Linked DNA regions of Homo sapiens: region 2 is linked to region 1. A link is a loop called in an ENCODE intact Hi-C map of the cell type or tissue named here. Cell type or tissue: endothelial cell of umbilical vein. All regions are shown on one strand. Each heading gives the region's core, and the rest is flanking DNA. Links, peaks and the distances in the headings are about the cores only.

The links. Hi-C counts contacts between places; a loop is a spot of excess contacts. Peaks named below come from ENCODE experiments on the same cell type or tissue, not always from the same donor. Only the 100,000 strongest peaks of a DNase experiment are listed, where the experiment ranks them.
Region 2: a loop joins it to region 1, with 2.3 times the contacts of the local background. A loop is called at or near these places in 1 of 110 quality-filtered maps.

Annotation. Positions count from the first base shown.
Region 1 is chr2:176,185,837-176,191,708 of GRCh38, reverse strand. HOXD1 (homeobox D1) reads right to left here and starts at 3,041. Exons shown (of 2, transcript NM_024501.3): 1 at 2,256-3,041; 2 at 802-1,901. The coding sequence starts at 2,907. The coding sequence ends at 1,567. HAGLR (HOXD antisense growth-associated long non-coding RNA) reads left to right here and starts at 2,751. Exons shown (of 3, transcript NR_033979.2): 1 at 2,751-2,895. MIR7704 (microRNA 7704) reads right to left here and starts at 2,866; the gene lies at 2,808-2,866. In endothelial cell of umbilical vein, for the core only: no CTCF peak of the experiment used is centred there; DNase peaks (open chromatin) are centred at 3,088, 3,558 and 3,728; H3K4me3 peaks cover 2,500 bases; H3K27ac peaks cover 1,663 bases.
Region 2 is chr2:176,281,094-176,286,965 of GRCh38, reverse strand. All of the region lies in intron 1 of MTX2 (metaxin 2), which reads right to left. Among named protein-coding and RNA genes, the nearest start is that of MTX2, 15 kb to the right of the region's middle. In endothelial cell of umbilical vein, for the core only: no CTCF peak of the experiment used is centred there; a DNase peak (open chromatin) is centred at 3,395; H3K27ac peaks cover 1,159 bases.

The DNA of each region.
Region 1 (5,872 bases), core at 1,617-4,116:
CTCCTTTGTAACTCTTGACTTTGGAAATGGGAATTCAGCCACTGAGAACTTTTTGATGTGCAGCTGCCTTTCTCAGGGAACACTAACCAAGAAACAAAGTCTTCAGGTCACCTTTCCTCTTCCTTTTGTGAGGACAGGAGACAAAAGAACAAGATCTCCCTGAAGTGTCTCCTTGGCTTTACAACATTCCACAGTAGGCACCTAACACTTGAGTTAAATGTGCAGACTACACACCTACCATAAAATTAGGGCACTCAAGGTAAGGAAAGTATTTCCATAGTTACTTGGATATTTGGCAGAGTAGTTTTCTCTCTTAAACTACTAATTGCCCATAACTTGCTGGGTGTGTACACAACCTGTAGGAAGTATTATTTTTAAAAGTTATCGGCTGGGCGTGGTGGCTCACGTTTGTAATTCTAGCACTTTGTGAGGCCGAGGTGGGCGGATCACCTGAGGTCAGGAGTTCGAGTCCAACCTGGCCAACATGGTGAAACCCCGTCTCTACTAAAAAAAATACAAAAAATTAGCTGGGCATGGTGGCTCATGCCTGTAATCCCAGCTACTGGGGATGGTGAGGCAGGAGAATCACTTGAACCTGGGAGGCAGAGGTTGTGGTGAGCCAGAATTGTGCCACTGCACTCCAGCCTGGGCAACAGAGCAAGACTCCGTGTCAAAAAAAAAAAAAAGTTATCAACATAAACAAATTCTCATAGCAGAATCAAGAAAATTCAAATACAGGAAACTGAATCAACTTTAAAGAAAGAGAATCATTATTAAAGAGTGTAAGAAAAGCAGAGAGCAGCAGATTCTATAATTTTTATTACAAAAAAAACCCTTTACATGCTATGACATTAAATGTCACTTATAAGGTCATTGCAAGCAAATCTTTTTAAAAAATATACATACTGTATATATTTACATTCAAGTTTGAATAATATTTGTCAAGATATAGTTCAGATTCTACTCTTTACCCATTCTGTGGATTTGTTCATCTAGTAACTAAACAGCGATTGTATCATCACTCAGGCACATAGAGAGGTAGAAACCGCTTTTTTAAAGAAAAAAAAACTGGAGTGCAAATGTGAAGATCACTGAAGCAGCTTAGCTACATCAAGGAGACCCTAACTAGCTTTGGTCATCTCAAAAAGCTGAATATATGTAGCCTTGTCCTTTAAATTAAAACCAGAAAAACTTTGGGCAGGTGCTCTTCTGAGCACATCAGAGTGCTGACAGAACTCAGCAACTAATGGTCTGCCACTCTGCAACGCGAATTGCACATGACTAAGTGAGGCAAAGATAGCAGCGGAGCTGGGCTGGCAGCTGGGCACCTTTTCCCTGATAAGACACAAATCATAACCAAACAAGTGGCTTACAAGACAGTCAATTAATATCTGGACATATAGTCTGGAACTCGGAAGCCAACTAAAGTACTTCATTTCCCAAGTGAAATCCCTATTCATTTTTGTTCTCCCACCTCCATCCCAAACTGAGCTCCTAAGTCTAGATAGGGATGGGGGTCGCCTGGGACTTCTGCAGGCCACAGTTTTTCGGCCCCAAGTACCGGCCTCACGAAGGCTCTTGGGACTGAGAAGGGCTGCCGGGGTTCTTGATAAACTTAGTGGGGGTTGTTCCAGAGAGGGGAAGTTGGAGGGGAGCCACAGGAATGGCCGTGGCCAGAAGCCCTTCTCGTTCCCTTTTCTTCTGTTTCATCCTGCGGTTCTGGAACCAGATTTTGACTTGCGTGTCATTCAGGTGCAAGCAGTTGGCTATCTCGATGCGCCGGGCTCGAGTTAAGTACTTATTGAAATGAAACTCTTTTTCCAGTTCTGTCAGTTGCTTGGTGCTGAAATTCGTGCGGATCGCGCTGGAGGGGCTAGCGGCCCCATACTCGGCGAGTTTGCCTGCAACGTAAAGACAGGGCGTCAGCCAGGCCTGAGGCCGGGGACAGAATGTGGGTGAGCAGTGGAGCTAGTTAGAATCAAAGTCCCAGCGCAGCCCTCCTGGGTCCCTAGGAACAGAATTTGTACCAGGAGAAGTTCCACGGAGAGCTCCTTCCTGAAATTTTCTCAATGCCTGGCACATTTTCCGAATCTGTACTCGAGGCAGACTCCATGGAATTCGCCCGGGAACGCGTCTCCTCCACAAAACCCAAACCGCTGTCTGGAAAGGCAGCGACACCACGCTCCCAGCGCATTTCCGCGGGGGAGGCTCCGTCCCCAACCCCAGGTGGCCCCATCCAAGGCCCGCGGACTTACCTTTCTTAGAGGCATTCCTCTTCACTTTCATCCACTCGAACGTGCTGAAGGCGGCAGGGAGGCCGGAGGCGGGAGAGACGGACTTGGGGTAGGTGCCTGGGGCCGGGGATGCGGTCTGGAAAGCACCAGGGTGGCCGTCGGCTGACGCTTTGAGACAAGCCGGAAAAGGGCCGGGTTCGCCGAAGGCCGCGTAATCCACCTGGCCGCTGAGGAGGAAAGAGCCGCCGCCCGAGAAGACGGCCGAGGTGGCGTAGTGGACGTGAGACCCGCCGTCGTCGGCCGCCCGCCCCAGCACGCCCGGGAAGTCGTACGCCGGCCCGGACCCCAGGAAGCCGTAGTCCGCGCCCCCAGCTGCCGCGGCAGGTGCGGCACCAGGTTCGTAGGCCCCCTCCAGGGTGCACTGCGCGTACTGGGGCGCGGCCGGAGGCGGTACGGACGGCCGCGCGGGGGCGGCCGGGGGCGAAGGCGAGGGTCGGGCGGCGGCCAGGGGCAGACAGCTGACGAAGGCGCCGTCGCCGTTGCCCAGAGGGAAGGCGGGCTGCAGAGCCACGGGCCGGGCGTCGGAGCGGCAGAACTTGGGTGCCAAGCTGAGCACGTCGCCGCCGACCCCGCCGCTGCTGCTGCATGACACGTACTCCAGGTAGGAGCTCATGGTTCGGGCCCCACCTTTCTGAGGGCGCAGGCCGGGGCCGGAGTACGGAGCCGGGCAGAGGCTGAGCAGGACTGCCGCCGTCTGCGCCGCTCCGCCAGCCCTCTCTACCCGAGCTGCCCTCTCCAACCCATGGCGAGTGAGCCGGAGGTAAATAGTGGCCTAATATACCGGCGGGGGCGGCCACGTGGCGCTGGCCGGCCAATGGGCGGCCTCTCCGCTCGGCCCGGTCGGCGCGCCGCTCCTCGCGCCTGCCCCGCAGCCAAGTTAGCCAAAGCAGCCCAGGGCCGCCGCCCAGCGCCCCCGAGCCCCGAGGAGAGCCGTCGCGACCGGGGGCTGCCTGGGCAAGGGCGGGGCGAGAGGGCAGAACGCCTGCTCTCGGACAGGTATTGGGCGAGGTGGGGGGAGAAAGGCAGGACTGGACGCTTGGGTGAGGGCCCGTGGATGCAGCGGGGCGAGCCGCTTCTGCTCTGGATCGTGGGGGGGGCTAGTCCCTCGAGGGCGGAGTGTGGGCGTCGCGGCATGGAAAAGGTTAAATGGGAGCGTGACGCGCGGCCGGTGGAGACTGCTCTTCGCCCACCTCCAGGACAGATAAAGTTATTCCTCTTCCCCTCTTCTGAGTCCTCTGCGCTTTCGGTTTGCTTGGCGCTGATGTTATCCCTCTTCTAAACCTAGAGCAGATGTTTGGTTTTTTCCTTTCTTCCCCCTTTCCTAGGACTCATGGAACTACATCTTATGCTGTGAGTGCTGTGTGCCTAGGGCGGGACAAAATTTTCACTTTTTGACTAGGCTTCCTTTTAACGTGACTTTGCAGCTTTCTTCTATCCCTCGCAATTTGTGGCGGCGTGATGAGGGCCAGTGTTGTAGTGCCAGATTTTGATAAAGTTTCTGCCTTGTGGGGTGGTTTAGCAGATTTTCCCCTCCGGCTGGGTTGTTGGAATAAAGAATCCAGAGTGGTGGTGGAACACTCCTTATGCTCCTTTCTGGGAGACTGGCACAGGCACCGGTGCGGCGCTTGCTTTCACTGAGGAGCTTGTCTGGAGGGCGCAAGGGCTTACCGGGGACGGGTGAGATCTCAGAGGTTTAGATGGACTTGTACCTCGAAGCAATTAGAGCTTCTGCTCCATCAGATAAGTGCTGCATCGTCTCTTGTGAGTGAAATCTGAGGGCTCACAATGTTAATGGGCTCACGTCTTTCCCTTGATAATATGGTTTTGTTTACTGAGTGTAGAGAGACGGGAAATAAAAGTGCAATTGCCACAGGAAATGAAGAGTAGAAAGGTTACAAAGACCAGCTTTACATTGACAAACTTTCCAACTTCCTTTAGTATTTCTTTTAATGTTCCCTTTTGAGGGGACTGTAGGAAAATTACAAATTAGATAAATAGAGGTTATTTACACACAGTAGTTATGAAAGAGGGTGGTTTCCTAAAACCCTGTGTGAATAAAGACTCTAAAGAGTCTACTCAGAGCTTATATCAAGTGCCCTTGAAAAGTTAATCTATTACAGCCTCTAAGTTATGGTAACCGAGGTTTTATCATTGTTTTACTGATTGACTTGTCATAAAAGAGCGATTGAGCTGTTGTTGCCTAAATTTCCACTCTGAGGAAGTCTTTAGAATAGGCGCCATCACAGCCCAGGGAGCCAGTTCCTTCCAGGGTTGTGGACTTGTGAATAAACAAAGCCCTACCAAAATGTGGACTACTGATGGACCCGAAGTTGCTGCAGGATGGGGGAGGGATGTCCCCAGGTTGAGGGGAGCCAGTAGAGGGTGGATGCCTAGGAATCAGCACAAAGTTAAAGAGGTCTGTGGTTCCTGCACTGCTGGAGTTCTTGAGTTTGATTGGAAATGGAATACCTGTGCTGAAAATAGCCCTTCAATCTTGATTTTGCTATTTCAGTTGTGCTATAGCCAGTCAGATAAGGTCCTAAATAATTTTTATTTATTTATTTATTTAATTTTTTTTTTTAAGTGCAGTGGCGCGATCTCGGCTCACTGCAAGCTCAGCCTCCCCGATTCACGCCATTCTTCTGCCTCGGCCTCCCGAGTAGCTGGTACTACAGGCGCCCACCACTATGCCCGGCTAATTTTTTGTATTTTTAGTAGAGACGGGGTTTCACCGTGTTAGCCAGGATGGTTTCGATCTCCTGACCTCGTGATCCGCCCGCCTCGGCCTCCCAAAGTGCTGGGATTACAGGCGTGAGCCACCGCGCCCGGCCCTAAATAATTTTTAAGAAGAGAAAAATAAAAGTTCTTCCCTAACACCCCAGTTAGGAAATGTTAGAGCTCTTCAGAGCTAGCTCAGCCTTAAAATGTAGACACGTTTCTTCACTGCTCTCCTGTGCCATTTATGCAAAAGTAACAGCAAATAAGATGCTGCTGAGTTCACAATGCCCCCTCCTCCACCTCTGGCTAGATTTTAATAGCCAGTTTTTATCTGCAAGATGTCCCAGCTCTCACAGTGTTCCCTCAAATGATACTTATCCTATCACAACTCCAAAGCCTAGAGGCCCCATGGGTCAAGAAGGAAGGATGACTTTGTAAACCTCTTTGGGGAAGACATCCAGCCGGCTGCAACCCAGGGTTTAGGGCAGAAGAGTCAGCCTGACTGTCCGGCAAGTCTGACCAAAACCCCTCAAATTAAGGGCCTTTTCTCTAAGGTTTCAGAAAAATCAGGCTGCCTAGGTGTCCTGGCAGCTTTCATGGCAACAAAGACTAAGTTTTTCCTCCTGGGCATTTGGGGCAAAGGCTGGGTCCTTCATGATATAATTAGGCCTTGACTTTAATGCACCCATGAGCTATCCACACTAGCTCCATCAAGTAAAATTTTGGAGATTTAGCCTTTCTGAGGGAAGAAAGTGCCCTAAAAAAGAATGAAGTTTTTAAAAATACTGTTTTGTTTTGTTTTGTTTTCACAACTGTGGGTGAGAGCGAGGGAGAGGTGTTCAATATTTGTTCAGACCCAA
Region 2 (5,872 bases), core at 1,865-4,364, 95 kb before region 1:
ATTCCAATTTACTGAACTACGGCAAATAACTCAAATAATATTCCACAAATAACTATCTCCAGCAACCCATTCATTTGGAACAAGGTAGTAAGCAAAAGATTAAAATGACCCAGAGTGGGTCGGGCATGGTGGCTCACGCCTGTAATCCCAGCACTTTGGGAGGCTGAGGTGGGTGGATCACCTGAGGTCAGGAGTTCGAGACCAGCCTGGCCAACATGGTGAAACCTCATCTCTACTAAAAATACAAAATTAGCCGGGCATGGTGGTGCATACCTGTAATCCCAGCTACTTGGGAGGCTGAGGCAGGAGAATCGCTTGAACCTGGGAGACGGAGGTTGCAGTGAGCTGAGATCATGCCACTGCACTCCAGCCTGGGCAACCAGAGCGAAACTCCATCTCAGAAAAAAAAAAAAAAGACTCAGAGTGAGTAATAATGAATGAATGAGGACAGTAGAATACCCAAGGCAGATGGGTCTTAATACCCTGCCATTCTAGAAGCACAAGATGGAAAGCAACAAAGATTGAAAACACAGAAAAAGGAAGGCAGAACTTCCCTCTCACAACCAAAGCTGGAGCCCAAATAAAACTAGAGAATAACTAGAATCTATCTCCTGGTCAAATACAAACTAGACTTCTATTTAGGCAGATGATGATTATGATAACGACAGCAATTAAGATTCCGCAAAACTCATACAGCATATATCCAAAATATGTTAGAAACTCTTACAACCCTATAATAAAAAGACAACATAACCCAATTTTTAAAATTGAGCAAGGAATGTGAATAGCCATTTTTCCAAAGGAGATATACAAATGGCCAAAAAGCACATGAAAAGATACTCAGCATCATTAGTCATTAGGGAAATGCAAACCAAAACCACCATGAGATGCCACTTCACACCCAATAAGAAGGTCATAATCAACAAGACAGACAATAACAAATGTTTAGCAAATGTGGAGAAATCAAAAATTCTCACACGTTGCTGATGGGACCATGAAATGTTTGGCAATTTCTCAAAATGTTAAACACAGAATTTTACCATATGACCCATCAATTACACTCCTATGTATTCACCCAGGGGAAATAAAAATAAATATCCAAATAAAGACTTATATACAAATGTTCATAGCAGCATTATTCACAATAGTCAAAAAGGAAAGCAACCCAGATGTTCATTAACTGGTGAATGGACAGACATAATGCAGCATATCCATATGATGGAATACTATTTGGCAATAAGAAAGAACCAAGTTAAGTACTGATACATGCTACAACATGAATACATGGATGACCCTCAAAAAGCATTATGCCCAATAAAAAAAAAAAAGCCAGACACAAAAGAAAACATATGATTCCATTTATATGACATGTCCAGATGAGGCAAATCTACAGAAACAGAGTAGACCAGTGGTTGACTCAGGCTGGTGGTGGGAATGAGGAGTGGCTGTAAATGGGCAAGGAGTTTCTTTTGGAGGTGATGGAAACCTACTGTTAGACTGTGGTAACTGCAGAGATGAGTGGAAAACTAAAAAAAAAAAAAAAAAAAGATTGTGGCAATAGTCACACAATTATGTAAATATACTAAAAATCACTGAATTATAAATCTAAAAGGGTTTGTAAATTATATCTCAAGAAAGCTGAACAGAAAATCTTAAAAGACTTATTGCACTTACTGTACATGTAAGTGCTTGACATATATTAAACATCCCACAACTTTATGAGGTAGACACTATTATTATTTTCCCAATTTTACAATAAGAAAACTGAGGCACAAGCTAAGTAATTTGTTCAAAGTCACAATGCTAGTAAGTGACAGCAGCCAGGATTTGAACCCAAGTAGTGTTGCTCTACAGTCAGTGAACACACAACTAAATTAGCTAACCTCCTGCAGAGCTCACAAATAAACATTCTTGGGTAGTAATTATTAGAATTAAAGCAATTATAATTATCTTACAACAGTAGTTCTCAACTCTTCCTGTACACTTGAGGAACTTGATAAAGTTATGTATTTCCTAAACTCAGGAGTTCTGATACTGTAGAGATGAGGACCAAAAATCTGCACCTTTAACAAGCAATCCTGGTAAATCTGATGCAGATGGTCTGTGAACACCACAACAAAGACCATCCTAGAGACACAGATGGCACTTGAGATAAGATTATGTTCTTTTTATCTTTCATTCATTTAGCTCAGAGAAAATGGTAGTAAGGATGTGTGTAGATTAATTTTTTTCAAGAAGATTTTTGACCATCTTTTTCTCCTTAAGCATTGTGGCTATGGCTTAAAGCCATGTTTTAAAACATGCCTTAGTAACATGTTGCTATTTTATAATGTTCAAGAATAAGCCTTTAAGATTAATGAACTCAGGCCACATTTATTTTGCAATCAAAGTGGTAACATGATAGTTTTTCCATTAGAAGTATTCGATAAGGAAAGTAAAAATAAGTTAGTAATTATGAATATCAGTTGTGATATCTATCTGTGACTAGAGATCAATTTCAAAATGGTATTCAAGGACCAATTTCGTAAACCTGACAAACTTCTAGAGGTTAACAAGGGTCAAGAAAACAAATTCACAGCACCAACAAGCCAATAACTCAGGTAAAGTAAATAAATATAAGTCAAATTTAAAACTTTCCATTCTTCCTTAATAAGTATGTATGTGTCATGTTCTCAAATGGTTATGTTTAGACTTTGATCCATTATAAAAATAATCCATCATAGCTGGACATGGTGGTGTGCACCTGTAGTCCCAGCTACTTGGGAGGCTGAAGCAGAAGGATCCCTTGAGCCCAGAAGTTTGAGGCACGCCTGGGCAACATAACAAGACCCCATCACAAAAAGAAAAGGAAAAAAAAAAGAAAAAAATCCATTATTTTTCATTAATTTCCAATAAAAAGCAGGCCAACTACATATGATAATGATAAATTAACAGAAGAGTCTTGTAATTGTTACTCAAACTTTTTTCATTTTTAAAATGGTAATCTGAAATTTAAAAAAAAAAGAAGCACTGATACTATGAGTTTTTCTCAGAACTAAAAATGAATATGAGATCAACAGCAGAACTATAGAAAAACAGCTGGTTAAGAGTAAAAGTCTAATCCATCTGGCCAAAAAACAGATACAAAAACAGCCCCACACAACTGTGAGACCTCAACAACATTAACCTTCACAGTGCAATAGTTTAATGGTTCTCTAAATCTAACTCTAGAGACAGAAAACAAATATCCTTCAAACTAAGTAGTTCTTCCCATCTAAACCAAATACAATCACTGTAATGTCAGCACCTATGTTTTTAAGTATCTACTATGTGATTATGGTTCCAGGTACTGTACATATACTTTGCTATCTCATATCAAGCTAGCTAACCAAAAAACTCTATTCCTCTTCCTTCACTCCTCCCAGCTAGTTATAGAACAAATTATCCCCCACAGAGAATCTGACTTATTATTATACCACCTGAAATGCTGACAAAACTGCAAGATTCTCCAAGAAGAAGGAAACAGGAAATGAGGTAACGGTCAAGAATTTCCTTAAGAGTATGAGAACACAGTAGAAAATGCTCAGAGGATTCCCCCTAAAAAATATTAAAGGCATTTAAATGAACAAATAGGTGATAAACATCCAAAATGTACCCACAACTATAATACAAAGATGAATATAAAACTGTCATTGCCCTCTAGGATCTAATTTTGTTGAGCAGGTGAAGAACAAAAAGGGAGGTGGGATTAGGGGTGACTAAGGTAAACATAACCATTTAAAATACATTAAGCAAATACAGGTGGTGTAGGGAAAAAGCATACATTTCAGAGTCACACATACCTGGCTTCCCCTCCCAATTCTACAACTTATTGTGTGAGTTATGTTGGCCAAACTGGTTAACCTATTCTTGTCTCAATTACCTCACTGTAAAAGAGGGAAATATTAATTATCTTGTTGGGTTATTGGAAGAATAAAACTAGATTGGCCAGGTGTGATTGCTCACGCCTGTAATCCCAGCACTTTGGGAGGCCAAGTTGGGCAGATCACCAGGTCAGCAGTTCGAGACCAGCCTGACCAACATGGTGAAACCCTGTCTCTATCAAAAATACAAAAATTAGCCAGGTGTGGTGGTGCATGCCTGTAATCCCAGCTACTCAGGAGGCTAAGGCAGGACAATCGCATGAACCCAGGAGATGGAGGTTGCAGTGAGCTGAGATCGTGCGACTGCACTCTAGCCTGGGCAACAGAGCAAGACTCCATCTCAAAAAAAAAAACAAAAAAAAAAAAGTAGATAAACTAAGTACCCTATAAAGTCTCTAGCTCACAGTATATTTTCAATCAATAATTCTTAATATACACATTAGAACAAAAGTGTGTATAAAGCCCTATAGAAATATTCATGAAGAAATAACTAAATCTGCCTGAGGAAAACAGGAAAGAATTCACAAAAGGAGATGAAATCTGAATTGGATCCAAAAAAATAATCCAAAGCATGCCAGATAGAAGGTAGGAGGCATGGAGACGAGTTTAGATATTTACCAAAAACCTAACATCCCTAATGCAGTTTGAGGAAACGGAGGCAAAATGTTCAGCAAAGGCTTACTAAACTAGATGCCTCTGTGCAGATTTCTACTATAGATATAGCTCTTCATATTAAAATGATCTATTTCTGCAAAAGAATATAAGCTCATGAAAGGCAAGAATTGTTACTTATTTTTGTACCCCCAGCACCTGGCAGAGCACCTAGCACAAATTAGGTACTCAACAAACATTCTGCAGAAAATACAAGCAGGTCTTTTGCTATCTAAAGCCTGAAAGATATCTGACAGCAAAAAAAAAAAAAAAAAAAAAAAAAAAACTACTGTAACTCTAAAAATAATATCATTGAACCAATTTAAGGAAGGATAACATCTCAACAATGGGTACCAAATTCAACAGTGTAAACTCAAGAATTCACTTTCTCTCCGAATCATTCAGTGGTTCCTAATCAAAGACACACAGACAAATGATCTACAGAGTATTTGAAAACTATACTTGTCTTATCTCCATCCTCAATCTTTCCATATGATAGGCCTTTGGTGAGAATAAAGGAGTATTTGTATATGCATGCATGTTCGAGCAGGCATCACTAGCTTTAGAGAGTTCCATAGATAACTAATTACAACGTACAAAACCACCCGCACTACTCTACTCACCCCCAACTCCCCATCTATCCCCATCCTTCTTTAGAACCTCTATTCAGTCATGTGTGTGCCTTCTCGGTTCCCAGATCTAAGAAAAACAGGCAGTACCACCTTGGTTATTGTGGCAAAGTATATGTCTTAAATACGTCCACAACAGTAATTCCTACCCTACAATTCCCCTTCCCTTGAATCTGGGCTGGCACTGTGACCCACAGAATATTGTGGAAGTGATGCTGCAGGACAATTGAGAGTAGATTATAAAAGATGATGCAAATTCTATCTTGCTAGCTCAGGCACTTGTATGTGGTGCACTGAGTCACTACATAAAAAGTCTGACTACCCTCAGGCCACCAAGCTGTGAGGAAGCCAAGCCACATGAAGAAGCCACATGTAAGTATTCCAGAGAACAACCCCAGCCAAAGTCCTAGCCAGAATCAACTGTCAGAGATACAAGTGAAGATGCTTCCAGAGGTTTCCAACCCTGAACCACTGGATCATTCCCAGCCTTTGAGTCTTTTCAGCTTAAGACCCAGACATCATGAGTGAGAGACAAACCATCTTTCCTGTGCTGTATACAGCACCCTATACATAAGTAACCCTATCTTAGAAAAAGACCCCACCTTACATTTAAAAAGGCATCATGCCAACAGGGACCACATGTTCATCTAATCAACAGAGACTACACGTACCAACCAGACAAAGACATAA